Linked DNA regions of Homo sapiens: region 1 is linked to region 2. The links are chromatin loops, found by intact Hi-C in ENCODE. Cell type or tissue: A673. All regions are shown on one strand. Each heading gives the region's core, and the rest is flanking DNA. Links, peaks and the distances in the headings are about the cores only.

Region 1 (8,344 bases), core at 55-8,054, 820 kb after region 2:
CTCAAAGATGCTAAGAATCCTACTTGCTTAACTTTATCTGGTAAAGGAAATGGTGGCTAAAGGCAAAACTAAGCAGGTATTTCTGAGTATTATGTTCACCTGTATTAGCTATTATTAAATGAAAAAGAAAAGTTCTCAGATAAGCAGACTATTGTGCATTTTACCCTTGTATCTTTCAATTTACTCATGTGTCTTCACTTTTTATCACAGAAATTATATGGATATTAATTTCTAAAAATATCCAAAGGGTAACTTCTCATGTTAAATTGTGTCCTCTTTTCTATAAGTGTTTAGGTTTACTATTAATAATTAATAAGACAGTAATATTCCTGGGAGCTGGATTGCCCAAGTATTGTTTTAACCAAATAACTCACTGTATTTGAGCACAATAAAACTCTTACTTTGTTAGAGTGTGAATGGGCCAGTCCTGCCAGGAGACTCATAACGTTGCTATGGAATAGACAGACTTTGAGGAAGAAGTTAATTGTTCATATATACAAAGAAATTAAGTCTTCATTTTACCTATTCTCTAACTCGTCAACTTTCACATTCTACCCTTTTAAATGAGCACAAAAGGGAGGCTTTACACACATAAACACATGTTTACACACACGTGTGCACACTGAGTGATATTTTATTGTCAACTGCTTCTCTTGCTGCAGATGAATGAATCAAATTATGTGAATATATTTTATGTTCTTGATAGTAATTCTGTGGTTTGCATTACAGGATGGTTTATATGATTATCAAATGTTAGCAGTTTATAGAACCCTTTTATAAAGTTATAGTTATAAGTTGCTTTTATCTCTTGAATTAGACATGTATCAGTTATGAATTTTATTTCCAATTTTAGTGTTGCTAAACCATAAGCACAGATGTCAATCCTAGAAGAGGTGAAGTAAGCCACTCATGAAAGTGATTCGTCTTGGTTAAGTCAGTGAAGACTGGCTATACAGTTTGGATTTTATTTTCTGCACGTCTTGCTAGGAATTAGAAGAATAGAAGGGTTCTTCTTACGGTAAATGTCTGACAATTGTGTCGTTTTCCTTCTCCTCTTTAGGGGAACAGGGTGCTAAAAAGACTTGAAATGAGCTGCCAGTCACCATTAACCCCTTCCCTTCTGAACTTCCAGGTCACGGAGCAGTCCCCAAATGCTTTTTACTTTCATATTGAAGTTCTCCTAGCCCTGCCAGGTTTCCTAAACCACATTTCACAGATGTCACAAGTTTCAATGGTGTGTTTTTTCTTTTGTAGGTTTCTCCAAAAGAGTTTTATTAACAACACATAAACTTTTAGAATATACAGGATTCGTTATTTAAAATTTCTTCATTATAAAAACTGAAACAAAGAGAAGAGAAAATTATAGTTGTTAGATGTTGAAATGCTTTTTTAAAACATAGTAATGCCGTTATCTAAAAATTTAGTGAAATGATGTTAATAGTCCAATAGTCTATTTTACGTAATCTTTTTATATTTGCATAGCCTTTTTTTGTTTGTTTGTTTTTTTGAGACAGCATCTTGTTCTGTCACCCAGGATGCAGTTCAGTGGCATGATCTCGGCTCACTGCAACCTCCACCTCCCAGGCTCAAGCAATTCTCATGCCTCAGCCTTCCGAGTACCTGGGACTACAGGTGTGCACCACTATGCATGGCTAATTTTTTATATTTTCAGTAGAGACAAGGTTTCATCATGTTGCCCAGGATGGTCTCAAAATCCTGAGCTCAGACAATCCACCCACCTCAGACTCCCAAAGTGCTAGGACTAGGCATGAGCCACTGCACCTGGTCCTATTTGTAAAGTCTTAATCAACATCTTTTTAACCCCTACCATTTCTCCTGTCCATTGGAATCAGATAATGTAAGGTTGTCATTCTAAAAATACTGAAAGCCTGTCATAGCTTGCTTTAACTTTTCTTGCTTTTGTGTATTTCCCAAATATGGTACTTTTTTGGTATTGCTCAGCAACACTTGTCAAGAATTTGAATTTTTAAAAAAACTTGTCAAAAAACAAAATGTGTTATAAATCAGTCAGTTTGCTTTCATTGTCCAAACTGAAAGAGTTAAGAAACAATTTCCTTTGAGTGGTAAAAGTAATCTATTTTTATTTATCATGTAAATGTTTATATTGTAACACAATGTCTTTTTTAATGAGAAAGCAAAAATATACTTAAAAATCATTAGAATACCAACCATTTAATTTTTCTTTAAAATATTTTTATAACTTTAAATGGATACACTAAATTTTTCATACATCACTCTCCATTTAGACAAGGAAGACTACTAAACAGAGATTTTAGGGGAACACCATGAGCCATTCTCCAATAGAAGTCTATCCAAATTTCAGTTTCTGAATTTGAGGGATGAAATTAGGTTATGCATTTGGGAAGGAGGGGAGACATCACATAGCTCTGAATGAAAAAGAATCTGAAGAATTTCACACTTTCTTCCAACTAGCTCAGGAGCCACACACACTGCCATCTTTGTATTGCTAGAATACACCTTTGGACAATCATTCAGGAAGTCCTGGCCACTATTAATGAAACCTCTGCTCAGCTACTTGCTTTCCAGCTTTGCTCATAAAAATTAAAGTCAGTAGTTAAAATGGATGAAAGAGAAATTTCAGGAGAATTGGCTGACTTCAGAGTCTCAAACTGGCATCTGTTTGACTCCAAAACTCCAAAGTCTTCTAAGTAGATATTGGCTAAGAAAAAGATGAAAGAAGCTGACTGATGAAACTGATTCAAGCACTGAAACTAAAAAGGAGAGAGTATGCAGCAGGATATAGGAGAAAGGCTACTAGGAATCCCTCAACACTAGCCAGAATTTAGGGGGATAATTTACTAGCAGTGACAAATCAGACTCAAAGCACAAAAACAGTCAGGCAAATCTAGAAATTACAATCTTTCAGTAGCTGTTTAAACAGCCAAATTAGTATCCAAATTTTGCTTTTATAAAAATTCTTTTGTTTCTTTGTTTGTCTTTTGAGACAAGGTCTGGCTCTATCACCCAGGCTGGAGCGCAGTGGCGTGATCTTGGCTCACTGTAATCTCTGCCCCCCGGGTTCAAGTGACTCTCATACCTCAGCCTCCCGAGTTGCTGAGACAACAGGAGTGTGCCACCATATCTGGCTAATTTTTTTGTATTTTTGTAGAGATGGGGTTTTGTCATGTTGCCCAAGCTGGTCTCAAACTCCTGATCTCAAACAGTCTACCTCCCTTGGTTTACAAAGTGCTGGGATTACAGGCTTGAGCCACTGAATGTGGCCTTTATCAAAATCCTTATTAAGTCAAAGTTTAAGCCCAATATGTTATAATACTGTCTTGATTACCACCACCAAAGCAGTGTTAAGAGCATTCAAGTCTAAAACAGAACAGAAAAGTCCAGAGAACAACACTAATTTATTTCTACAGTGCTCATTTTGTTCTTTTATGAGAGTGTCATTTCTCAGCATCTTGGACAGTGCCCTTTCTTTCTTAATAAAATGGCCAGAATTAAATAAATATGGCTAACACTCTTTCTCCACTGTAACCACGGCTGAGGCCTAATGACAATTCAGGGTAGAATATCTTTCAGTGCTATGGAGTATGTTGCACTGTTCTTTAGCTTAGAGAACTGGGATTTTCAAATCAGCACCTTAAGTGGAATTTTGCAGCCTGCATTTTTAAAACACCTACTGCCTTCCTATCCATTTACTGTACGTGTGTGTGTGTGTGCACGCATGTGTGTGTTATGACTGGAAGGAGATGATAGCAAATATCTTCCTTTAAAATAGTACTATCCAATAGAAACAGGATGCAAGCCACATATGTAATTATAAATTTTCTAGTAGCCACATTAAAAAAGGAAAAAGAAACAGGTGAAATTAATCTAAATATATTTTACTTAGTCCAATATATCAAAACTATTATCATTTCAACATGTAACTAATATAAAAAGTTATTAATGAGGTCTTTTATTCCTTTTTTGTACTGTATGCTTGAAATCCTGTGTAGATTTTACACTTCCAACACATCTTGATTTGGGCTAGCCGCATTTCAACTGCTCAATAGCCACATGTAGCCAATGACTACTGGACTGTACAGCCCAGGTATAAGGCAGGCACTTCTTTGTACAACAGTATCTCATTTGAAATGCCTAGCTTCTGATATTTCAGCTCTCAGTTTGAACATGTTTTTCCTTACACAAGAAATCCATATATATTTCATTCTAGATTCTAACACGTACACATACACACAGACACACACAGACACACACACACACACACACACACTCATTTAACATCTGGGTTTTAACAACCTATTCTGATCTTCTTCTAAATAAACTTGAAAAATAAAATACTTCCTCTCACCAGCCCTTTCTGAAGGAGCATGTGAGCCTGTTATCTTGCGCATTAACCGGTGACCGTATTTAGTGCTGTCAGAGCTGCTGACTCATTGCCTATGAATGGCCCCGCTGCCAGTGGTGATTGTTTGACAGAATGCCAGTAATGGCTGCCTACGGCTGCTGAAAAGCTGACCTTGTAACAACATCCACATTCTTTTGGTTGCTTTTGCTGACATACTCTCAACTCAAAAACTGTTTTCAAAACAAAAGTATAATGAAGTATTGAGCTTTTAAAAGCAATTGTATTTCAGTTCTTTAAATTATCTGAGTGTACCAAGGAGGGCAGAAGGCAAAGAAATGAGTATACAAGAGAGGGAACCATCCTTGAAAGTTGACATTTGAGCTACAGGCATATAATACTTGGGGACAGTGTTCTAAGACACCATGGGCATCCAAATGAAGCAAAGCTGTGTAAACTGAAAATAAAATTCTAAGCCCCCCAACCATCGGAATGGACCCCTCCTCTCAGCCAAGAGCATTCCAGTTAACCTGGAAAACTAGTTCAGGCCGTGAGAGGAAGTGGGGGGTCAGACATCCTCCCTTTGGAATTCAGGCACAACTGAGCAGCATTAACATTAAAACAGAGATCTTAAGACTTTTTGTAGCAATAGGTCACCAAATTCCAGCCTGATCTAGTATAGCATCACCTGACAGACAGCAGGCCCTGAAAGATATCAAAGTATTTTACTCTAAATTATATTTCTTTGACATATTTTGAAATAGCCCTGCAAAGCTATTGCTTGTGGGGAAAATCTGCATTCTGTAGAGAATCCCCTTCCCTTTCCAGGTCTTTTTCCTGATCCAGGAGAGAATCGACTAAGAGTCTGGCACCTTTTTAAGTCTAATAAGAAACATTTACAATCTAATCTCTCTGAAGCCTGTTACTTGGAGACTTCATCTGCATAATAAGAACCTTGGTCTCCAAAACCCCTTATCTTAGCCCAGACATTCCCTTCTGTTGATTCCAGGTCTTTAGACAATAACTTAAGTCTTCCAACCAATTGCCAATTAGAAATTGTTTGAATCTACCTATGACCTTGAAGCTCCCCACCCCCGCTTTGAGTTGTGCCACCTTTCCTGACCCAACCAGTGTACATCTTACATGTATTGATTGATGTCTTTTGTCTCCCTAAAATGTATAAAACTAAGCTGAAGCCTGACTACTTTGGGCACATGTTCTCAGGAGACAGGGCTGTGTCACTGACCATTGCCCACTCATATTTGGCTCAAAATTTATCTTTTCAAATATTTTTCAGAGTTTGACTCTTTTGTCAACAACTATTATGATATCTATTTTTTATCTTTCTCAGTATCATTTATTAGCTCTGTATTACTAACCTATTTGAAATTCTGTTTATTTGCAAAATGTATTCCATTCTCCACCCTGAAAACATTTTCCCCAAGTGGAGCTTCTAAACAAAGAATATGAGATGCTCTCCATTAATTAATAAGAGCTAAGGTACTATTAAATACTTAAAACAGGGATCAAATTAGCAGTACTTACTAGACACTGCTCTAGCTAGTGGATACGTTGATCATTCACACTATACTCAACTTTGCCCATAAAACTTAGTGTATGCCTTCCAGCTGCAGTATGTATTGATGGCCCTGCCTTCTGTTAGAGTACAAGTTTTTAGATTCTTCTCTTTTCCTGGTGATGAGGTCTGAAACTCTTGAATCTTCTAAATTCCTACTTGGGCTGATATCCCTGCTCCCTCTTTCTGGCTTCTTTTACCCCAGAGTCTAATCTGCACTGGTAGTAAAATTTCCTTTCAGTTCACATCTCACACATAACAGCCAGAGTCTGTTTTGCTAATTTTAATCAGACAAAGGATGAGTTTCGCATAGATGAGTTTTCAATAAACAGGATGAATGAACATTCAGCTAGTTGTTTTGGCATATTTTCACCACTAGAGGGAGATAAAGGCGCCTCTCCATCCACTGTTCCCACCCTCTTTGCCCCAAGATAGGAGAGGTGACAGAGTTAAGTGCAGAGGATAATGGTCAGTGAGATCATGGAGGGAAATTAAGTTATATATTTGGAGAAATCAAAAATGTGGCAGCTTTCAAACCCTGCCAACATGTTTTATGTGGCCTACCCAGTTTGGGGCAACATTTATAAATTGGAAAATTTCACATAAATATCTGGATTTCCACCCTGAGCTTGAAAATAGAAAGATGTGGCCACACTGTATGTCTGCGCCTCTGTGTGGCAGTCAGAGGGAGCTTCTCTCTATAAACAAGGCACAAACTCTTCATTTCAACTCCATCACTATCACTCTCTATTTTTCTAACACCGAGATTAAATGTAAGCTGTTACTTATTATCAAGCTTGCATCATTTTGTTGTTAAGAACCGGTTGTTGTTTTTTTTTTTTTTGTACTCAGGTCAAAGATGGTAAAAAGAATAACATAGCAAGCAAGCCTCTTGTAATTTCAAGGAAAATGAGAGAGAACATATTTCTTGGAGGCAGTAAAAAATATTCATAAGAGTAAAATATGCAGGCACAATGTGACTGGTCTCCTTGACTTACACTTACCTATTTCCATCATTTACATCAGCTAGATGTCCCTATGAGCTTTGCATAACCCTTTGGAAATACCTGCTTCCCAAACATGATATGGCAGGAAGAAGATAAGGGACTGGGCGATCCTGGGACCCAGTCAAATACCTTCTCTCAGTTGTCCCCACTAACTAATGACTGAGAAATGTCTCTCATGACTGATTACCCAAGGATTTACAAAATTGACATGTGAGGGACAAAAATCTCAGTCTCACTTAAAATAGCAGGAAAAACATATCTGCATGTAACTTATACTCACAGAAGAATTGCAGAACTAAAATTTGGATTTAGGTAGGATAAATTCCAACACACAGCTGATATTCTGATTTACTCATATCATTGCTTCTTGATCTGAAAAAGAAATGATAATATAAATATTAGTAATCATAGCTAACATCTGTTGAGTTGACAGTTGTGTCAGGCACTGTGCTAAGTGATCTCCTTTAACCCTGAGGAACAACTGTGTTATTCAACCTCAGAGATTTGTCTCAACAACCTTAATATATGCCCTTCCTTTTAGGACAACGGTTCTCAAAATGAAGACACTTTCATGAGATTCTTGAGGTTAAAACTATTTTAATAACAACTCTATCATATTATTTGCCTTTTTCACTATGGGACAGTCACACAGATGTGCAAAAGTAATGGTAAGTAAAACTGCTGGAATCTATTACTAGGGGTTGAAGGCAGTGGCACCAAGCTCTACTGGTAGTAATATTTCTTCACTCCCATGTACTTCCAGTGAAAAACAAAGCAAGCAACAGCAAAAGCATGTTATTAAGTCTTGGGAGTGTAAATGACGTTATTTTATTTATTTATTTTTACTTTTTATTTTTTTGAGATAGGGTCTCACTCTGTCATCCAAGCTGGAGTTCATTGGCATGATCGTGGCTCACTGCAGCCTTGACCCCGTGGGCTCAAGTGATCCTCCTACCTCAGTCTCCTAAGTTTCTGGGACTACATACAGGTGCATGCCACCACGCCTGGCTAATTTTTTCTTTTTTTGTAGAGACAAGGTCTTGATATGTCTTGCTATGCCCAGACTTGTCTTGAACTCCCAGGCTCAAGCGATTCTCCTGCCTTGGCCTCCCAAAGTGTTGGGATTAGAGGCATGAGCCACCGTGCCTAGCCACATCCTTTTAATAGTGCAAGGAAATGGGAAGTACACATAAAGCACTTTTGAAATATGTTGAGGTGCGGTAGTTGTCTCCAAGTATTATTGTTCAAGGTACAAGTGGTACTAGTCATTTCTTTCATAGAACATTTTTTTTTTGAAAGAACAATGGGCAGACAAACTATGATTATTTCAGCAGGGGTATTTGGCAAATGTTTTTTGAAATTGAATGAAATAAGCTTGTCACCAGAAAAAACAACTGACAGGAATTTCTGACAATGATA
Region 2 (8,344 bases), core at 111-8,110:
ATTGTTCGATCCATAAATAGTAGAGACACTTGAGGTTTGAGAGGGAAATCCAGGAGAGAGGAGACAAAATTTAGTGAAGTTAGGAAGATTAAAACCACACTGTTGATAGTATAGGGAAAGAGGAATGAAAAAAAAACAGGCATATCTGGTTAAAACTTTTAAGTATTTTGTCGGTAATTCTGTGATCTAACTTCCCCTTGTTCCCATATTCCAAATGAGACTGTAAAATATGATTACAATTAAAATTTTGGTTTTAGAGATTTCCTCCTGGGTTGTGAGAAGAGGTACTGAGTCCTGCTTCAGTGTGGTGTGGGGCACAAATAACATTTACAAGTGGGGATTGCTGACTTTACATCGCAGACTGCCTCTTCTTCTAACAAATGAGTCCTGTGAGGCATATCTTTTTTACCCCTCTTTATAGCACTTACCATTCCAGCTTTCACCACTGAAGAGGGAAAAATAACAAGGATGATAAATAAAAATAAAATTATCAGCCCCAGGACCAACTATACAGACCCCCCGCCCCCAACGACCAACCTTTGGCCGAAGGGACACAAGAAAAACCTTAAAACCGAGTTCATGGCCATGACAGAATGGGAAGTCCCACACACCTTGTTATCTCCCCTCACTCCCTAGTTGACATGAGGTTTTCTTCCCTAAAAGCTAAGCAGAAACCAGCCCTTTTCAAGAGATTCCACTGTGGATATCAACCAACCGCTTGGCTACTGCCCCTCCTTTTGCAGTTTTGGCACACTAACCAACCAGCCTTTCTTCTTGATAAGAGACCACCAAGGAAGCAGTAGTTCTGACCAGTCTTCAGAGGATGCACAGCAAAAACTTTCCTCTCTTCCGCTTCACTTTTCGACATCAGAGGGCCAAATACTCTACCCTTGGTAGAGACATGAAGCCCAGTTGTACATTCACATGTTTCTCCATTCATAAATATTCATGACTCCTTCTATAGACGATTGAATATGTATATTTGCCCACCTCATTCAGCATAAATCCCTGTTCTAGTTGGCTGAGCCCCAGTGTATCTGTTTCTGGCTTCTGGCCAGAGGCTACACTTCCCCGACTGTCAGAATGGCTACCCTGGGGGCTGCAACACTTTATGAGAATTAAAGCTCTCCTTTCCAAATGTATGAACCTCATCATTTTTGAGTTGACAAAGAATATTAGAGTTTGTCTCTGAACTACCAAAAGTGAAGCCACTGGCATCCCAAGACTTGATTTTTCTTTTCTTTCCACTCTTAAAACACATTTCTTACCCTGTGGGTATTCCTGACTGGTATTCTGAGCCACATTCAGTTTGCTGATAGTCAACAGGGATAATGTATGCTTTTTTGCTTTCTTTCTCTATTACTAATCCCATTGCCATCCCCACTCAATATCTCCAATAAAACAGCCTTGTTGCCTCAATTTCTGATGCCTCTTTTATTACAACTCTTTATCAACTTACTATGTCTGTCTCAGGTACTTTCCCTTTGAAACTTGGGACACTTTCTTAAGGCTGATCTGAGAAAATAAAAGTAATGCTTTTTGTTATGCAGCCCAAATGTTCCCTCTCCAGCAATTAAGTACTCAGGGCAGAGGCTTTGATGAGTTACCTGCATTTATTTGGAGAAGGCACTCTCCAGGAGGTAAAGCTGGTCTTTGTTCATCATTTGTGTTTGAGAGCTTAAGTCCTGGAGTTATCTATCTATTTCAACAACTTTTATCCCCATTTCTCCCAGGAGGCTTCTAAGAGTCTCCAGCAAACCAGATCAACCTGTTCTGATGAACTTGCACTCTGTACTGATTTCCCTCTTGCACCTTTTAACTAGAATTGGGCTTTGCAGAAGAGAAGCTTGATTTCAAATTATTCCCAGCACAGTGCCAGTAGAGTATAGCTGCTCTTTGCTCCATTCCTTATCCATGTGAGTCTTAATGAGCATGGAAACCTATCAACATATTTGACATGTTAAGAGGTACCTCTTTATATGCATGTATTAAACCGTTAACACCTATATGTCATCCAAGAAGTCTCATATGAAGACAAGATTTTTTTTTAAATTCTGGATTTTCTTGCACATGGAAGATGTCATATTCTAAGACGTGCTTTCTGAAATTGATGTGACCTAATTTAGGAGTATTTTATAAAGCAGAAAATTAAGTAATCTGGACTGAAATAATTGACCAAAGAGGCCAAGTTCAGTTTAGTCCACCTAATAAATAATTTCATTCTTGTTCATTTCCTTAAAATAGTTCATCAGCTTATATTAATAAAAATGATATGAAACAGAGCAATTATAATAAATAAGTAAATTGAGGAAGAGAGAGAAAGAAGAAGCAGGTGTCTGGAATCAGTTACAGCGAAAGAATTGACATGTAGCTCTGAGCCTTCTGTCAACAGGGTAGGATGCAGAAACAAATTTGGGTTGCAGCTGACATCTCTCAAAGGCTGTGTGCCAAGTCTGGTTCCAAGGGACTTTTTAACATATGAACTTCTTTTACTTTCACAATTGCCCTATGAGGCAGGTACTATTGACACCCACATTTTACAGATGAGGAAACTAAGACAAAGGAAGTTAACATAACTAGCTCAAGGTAACATGGTACAAGAGAGAGTTGGAATCTGAATTTAGGCAATGTGACTCTATGGTTTATGCTATTAACCATAATGGTTCTTCTTGCTATCTACTAAGAGTTCACCAATAGATAAAAGCTTTTCCTTGCCCTGATTCTAAGATAACCTTACTTGGTAGAGCCGTGGACTTGGTAATGTAATGGAAACATGGAAATCAAAAATATGATGCTGGTTTTCCCAAAGAAATGATACATTCTTTACAAGCAAATTCTTTTGTTACTCCTTTAGAGAGAGAGCATTAACCTACAGTTCGGAGACATAGACACTTTGTTTTGTGGTGTTGGAACTTAGCACAGGGTCAGAATTTAAAGGTACTGGAAGATATCTCAGTTAACCTGTCTTGCTCATATTAGATGTTTTAAGCGAGATTTTGGAAGCACCTGCTTCAAATCAGTGTATAGTTGGCTTATTTAGCTAATGCTTTAAAAGATGTAGGGCATATTGTTGATTAAAGAAAAAAATTATATACTGGTAGAGGTCAGTATGCTGGTTTATAGGATGGTGTTCTTATCTAAGTAAGCGCAGGGTAATGGGGTAGGGATAGCTTGCTTTATCTTGACATACACGTGAGGTTTGGTAGGGTGAGTTGTGAAACTGGAAGGGACACATGAGGCCAGAAGAAAACATTAAGGTCAGGTGTAACTAATCAGTCTTCTCTATAAAAGAAACTTAGTATCTTATACAATATGCATTTTTAAAATCAGGGACTTTATATATTTTATTATTATATTTATTATATCAGACATGACATTTACTCTATGAATTAAAAGTTAAAGATATTGCACTAAATATGAGTTAATACAAGTAAATATGAATATATGCTATCTCTAATTTTCAGAAGTTTAATTTTTAGAAGTTTAACTTAGATAGCCTTTCCAATTATATTCTTCAACAGAGTGTCAGATGATAAGAACTGAGGTGCAGAGTTAATTATTAAACAAATCACACTTTAAAAATACTTCTACAGAAATAAAAGATTAATTTTGTTTTCAAAACGTGTCCTATATATAGGTTTGCTTTTCTCTTTATTTTACTGGTAGCCATCTTGTACTCCACTTGCTTTGCTATTTATTTACTCTGGAAGTAGAAAGGAATGTGGGGCAGGGAAGAGCAGTTGTAACATGTAATTTACTCCAGCAAAAAGAAAAATTGTGTTTCTTGGTAAAAAAAAAAAAGCTTCAGTGCTCTTTTGCTAGTCCCTGTTTGTCATTACTCTCTCTTCCAGTAGAGGGCAGGATGTAGCAATCTGTGAACTCACACTTCTAAGGGGTTAAATGAGGAGGAGTATCATGCTCATTTCGAGTTGCTGTTTAAGTAATTAAAAAGCTGGGTTTTTTTTTCGTGGTGTATATGATCCTGGTTTCTTCCACTGAATCCCCTAAAGAGATATTGTGATAATTTTCAAAATACCGCATTGCAATAAATCAACACCTACCCCAGTTCTCCTCTAGAATGCTTCCAAGGATTTCAAAAAAGAATTTTCCACCGTTGGCAAATAAGCAAGACAAATTTTGCTATGCATTACAGTCTATATTCAGATGTTGTATTTTAGGACAAGAAAACAATATAAACGTTTATTATTAACTAAGAGGAGCCACACAGCAAATGCTTGCTGAACAGTGACACTTGTGCCTGGCATGCTCCCAGCTCTTGGGCTACAGATGCAAATGGAAGAGAAACTCTGCCGGCAAGGATCCTGCATTCCACTGAGAGGAGAAAAACAATCCAAACAGAAATGGCCAAATAAATAAAATAATTTCAAGCACTTATAATTACTGGAATAAAAATGAAATAGGGTACACAATGTTGGGGTAGCCAGATTATCAGGAAAGACTCTTTGGGGACTGAGAGTCAGTTCCCCAAATTGCATATGGACTGCTTTCCCATAGCACATTTTTTTAGGGTCATGTTTTGGCACTAAGAACAACTTTTCCCATTAAAAGTGTAACATGGTGATTATATCCCTAGCACAGCTCATAAAAGACTCGCAGTCAGAAAACATAAACAAAGTACTGTTTGAATTCCGGATGTCTGCTTTAAACAGATCCCTTGACCTGTCTAACACTCTTCCCCTGCAATATCATGATCATAACAACTGGGAAGGTTATTGAGAACATTAAAGATAATGCACAAGGGAGCCAAGTAAAGTACCTGGCATACAGTAGTGGTGGAGAGCTATAATCTATAATATAATCCTCTAGACAAACATTTTCTATAAAGGACCAGATAATAAATATTTTTGGTTTTGTGGGCCATATCATCTTTCTTGTATCTACTCACTCAATTCTACTGTTATTGCGTGAAAACAACTATAAGCAGCATGTAATAAATGAGCATGGTTGTGTTCCAATAAAACTTTATTTACAATAATGGGAGGCAGGCTAAATTTGGTCCACTGGCCTTAATTTTATGACCCTTGTTCGGAATATATGCATAGTTATGACTATATTGATAAAAGTATAAGTAATTGGAGTACATTATAATGCAATTTAACTCCCAAATATAGCAATAATTGTGTGATAAGAAGCATTTACTGATCTTTTTCAGTGTGCCAAAAATATGTCTCTACTCAGTCCAAGAGATAGGAACACTCCCAACTACCCAGTGTTTTCTGTTATAAACCAGAAGAGATTTACTGCCTGGGCCATCCTTTCCTCACAGGAGAGCTGCTAAGGGATAGAGTGGGGTCTCTAGGGAGAGAGCTGGGTGCTTTATTTGTGAAAAAGTAGGAGCCATGGATCTAAGAGCTTCTCCACAAAATAACTTTCTAGGAACATGTCTCAATTCTGGGCTCTCAGGCCATCACTTAATTTTTCCTCAAACATGTCCACTTATTGGCCCATCTCTTCCCTTTCTCTGGTCCAGGTTAGAACTTCTAAAGCAATCAAGTTGCCTCAGCATCACCTGGGAGAGCTTAGCTTACTAGATGAGAGCTTGCTGTGACCTAACTACACTATCATGCCCATCCCCCACCCCACCTACCCCCCTCTCTGATTTCAGATACAGCTGTGATGGCCCTCAGGCGTCTAAATTTTAACACATATCACCCTAGGTCCTCCAGCTGATACTGAGAAATACTACTCCAGGGTAAAGAATTGTTTGGCATCAGGGGATGTGGATTAGCACAAAGTGAGGAAGTGAGGGCTGCTTTGGGAAGCAGAGGTTGCACTGAGCCGAGATGGCACCACTGTGTTCCAGCCTGGGTGACAAAGCAAGACTCCGTCTCAAAAGAAAAAAAAAAAAAAGAAAGTGAGGGCTCCTTCTTCTGAAGGAGAAGCAAGAATCACCTGCCTTCACACGGTAATTCTGCCACCACAGACACTTCTCATTGCCTGAAATATTCAGCTGAGTACCCAGAGAAGCACACTGGGGAAGTGAGAGAGATAAGAGAGGATGAGGAGAGAGAGAAGTAGAAGCCCACAGAAAAAGCCTGTGGACTGCTGGGCTGTCTTACCTTAATTTGTTCTTGAGGCTTGACCCAGCCCACAGTGTCTGGCACAGTGCTAGGCGCTATCTATTCATTGTGGCTGAAGAGCGGGGGTGTTTTATGCTAGTCATGAGAGAAAGCTTAACTGTTTTCACAATTAAGATGTGCTTATATCGCACACTTCTTCTCTCGCCTTCCCCACACAAAAAGGAAATAAATTAAAATATTAGTCAAAATTAATACAGCTGACACTTTGTGAGAAATACTGCTTTAGGATAAAGAATTGTTTAGGATCAGAGAGATACAGAATGGCGTTAAAATGGTATAATTTTACAATTAGAGAATAAACGAGATTTGGCATGTTTATTTGTGTTCATGTTGAACTTGTTTTGTTTTCTAATCATAAGTTGAAGCTGTATGTAAATTTTAGGATTTTTCACTGATATGCAATAAATTGTTAGAGGAAGGAGAGCCTGGAAGCTAAGTTTCTGCTACTTTTTAGTTGAATGATATTGGAAAAGCTAATTTTGTCTTCCTGTGCTTTAGATTTCTCATCTGTAATATGAAAATAATGCTACCTCCCTAATAAACATGATAAAGGTGTAAGAAGTTCTACTCGCTAAGAGTAGACACATAGCGCACAAGGAATGCTAGCTATTGTAAACCAGTAAGCGTCTGAGACAGGTCTCAATCAATTTAGAGGTTTCTTTTGCCAAGATTGAGGATACACCTGGGAAAAAGAGATGCAAGTTATAGTAGGATCTGTGGCCTGTGATCCAAAGAGGGTTTTGAGGACTTCAGTATTTAAAGGGGAAAAAGCAGGCACGAGGAGAAAGAGAAACAGTCAATTATGCATCTATCACTAGCTCAGTAAATCTGCATTTTACATATGATAAAGTAAACATAGAGCAGAGGAAAAAGTCAAATATGCATCTGTCTTGGAGTGGGCTGAGGGATGATTTCTAGTCTTGTCTTTTCCCTATACTTGTGAAAATAAGGTGTGCATTTACATTGCCAGGATGAGGGAGGCTACCTGAGGTAATATATGGCCTTCTGTCTTGCAGCTATCTGTGTAGGAACAAAAGGAGGGCAGAGTTTTGCATGGCTCCCTTTTGCAGCTTAACTTTTCCCTTTTGCAGCTTAACTTTTCCCTTTTGCATGGCGAGTTTAGGGTCCCAAGATATTGGTGTGTGTGTGTGTGTGTGTGTGTGTGTGTATAGATACATATAGAGTACATATATCTAGTGACAGTGTATCTATATATATAGATACACTCTCTATATATCTATATATATATACTCTATATGTATCTGTATATATATACTCTATATGTATCTATATATACTCTATATGTATCTATATATGTATATATACAGTATATATATAGATATATATATGGATACATATAGAGTATATATATATATATATATAGATATATAGAGAGTGTATCTATATATATATATACACTCTGTCACTAGGTTGGAGTGCAGTGGTGCGATCTCAGTTCACTGCAACCTCCACCTCCCGGGTCCAAGTGATTCTCCTGCCTCAGCCTCCAGAGTAGCTGGGATTACAGGCCCATGTCACCACGCCCAGCTAATTTTTGTATTTTTTAGTACAGACAGGGTTTCACCATGTTGGCCAGGATGGTCTCAATCTCTTGACCTCATGATCCGCCCGCCTCGGTCTCCCAAAGTGCTGGGATTACAGGCATGAGCCACCGCTCCCGGCCCTGAGATTTTATTTACCTTTCATGCTATTATGGACCAGGGCATCAGACTGTTACCTGGCACTCCTCTCTGGTAATGCAGAAAATGTAGTAAATCCTGCATTATCTCTATTTTTTCAGTTAAAACAGTGAAAAGAGGTAAGTTTTTATTGTCTTTGGTGGGAGCTCCTTATAGAAATATGGAATGCACTGGACGTGTATTTGAAGAGTAACCAAATCATGGCCTCTATATCTGGACGGCAAGAGCTAAAATCACATCTCCACTGCTTACTAGCGTGCCACACTGGACAAGTGGTTAAGCTGTAGGTGCCTCAGTTTTCTCATGGACAAAAATAATGAGAAAAAACCCACATGGGATTTAAATGTGAATGAAAATTTTATTATTAGAGTTTATTTTTTTTTCAAATGTTCCTTTCTCCCATTGCTAAATGACCATGTCCAAAATAGAGTGAGCAGATTGAAAATTAGATCTAGTGCAAATTTTAAAATAAACCTATAGCTTTGTTGTTTTTAGTGTACCTGGAGTCCCAACAGGGACCTCGTGTAAGCAACTTTTGGAGCA

What was found. A loop is a pair of places that touch in the nucleus more often than their neighbours do. Peaks named below come from ENCODE experiments on the same cell type or tissue, not always from the same donor. Only the 100,000 strongest peaks of a DNase experiment are listed, where the experiment ranks them.
Region 1: a loop joins it to region 2, with 3 times the contacts of the local background. A loop is called at or near these places in 2 of 110 quality-filtered maps.

What each region holds. Positions count from the first base shown.
Region 1 is chr18:34,655,388-34,663,731 of GRCh38, forward strand. It overlaps a transcript of DTNA not described here. Among named protein-coding and RNA genes, the nearest start is that of DTNA, 51 kb to the right of the region's middle. RefSeq lists enhancers at 4,006-4,509, 4,510-5,013. In A673, for the core only: a CTCF peak has its summit at 6,286 (motif pointing right); DNase peaks (open chromatin) are centred at 4,434 and 6,314; H3K27ac peaks cover 994 bases.
Region 2 is chr18:33,835,793-33,844,136 of GRCh38, forward strand. No RefSeq gene overlaps it. Among named protein-coding and RNA genes, the nearest start is that of ASXL3, 260 kb to the left of the region's middle. RefSeq lists an enhancer at 1,021-1,964. In A673, for the core only: CTCF peaks have their summits at 3,843 (motif pointing right) and 4,049; DNase peaks (open chromatin) are centred at 999 and 3,869; H3K4me3 peaks cover 247 bases.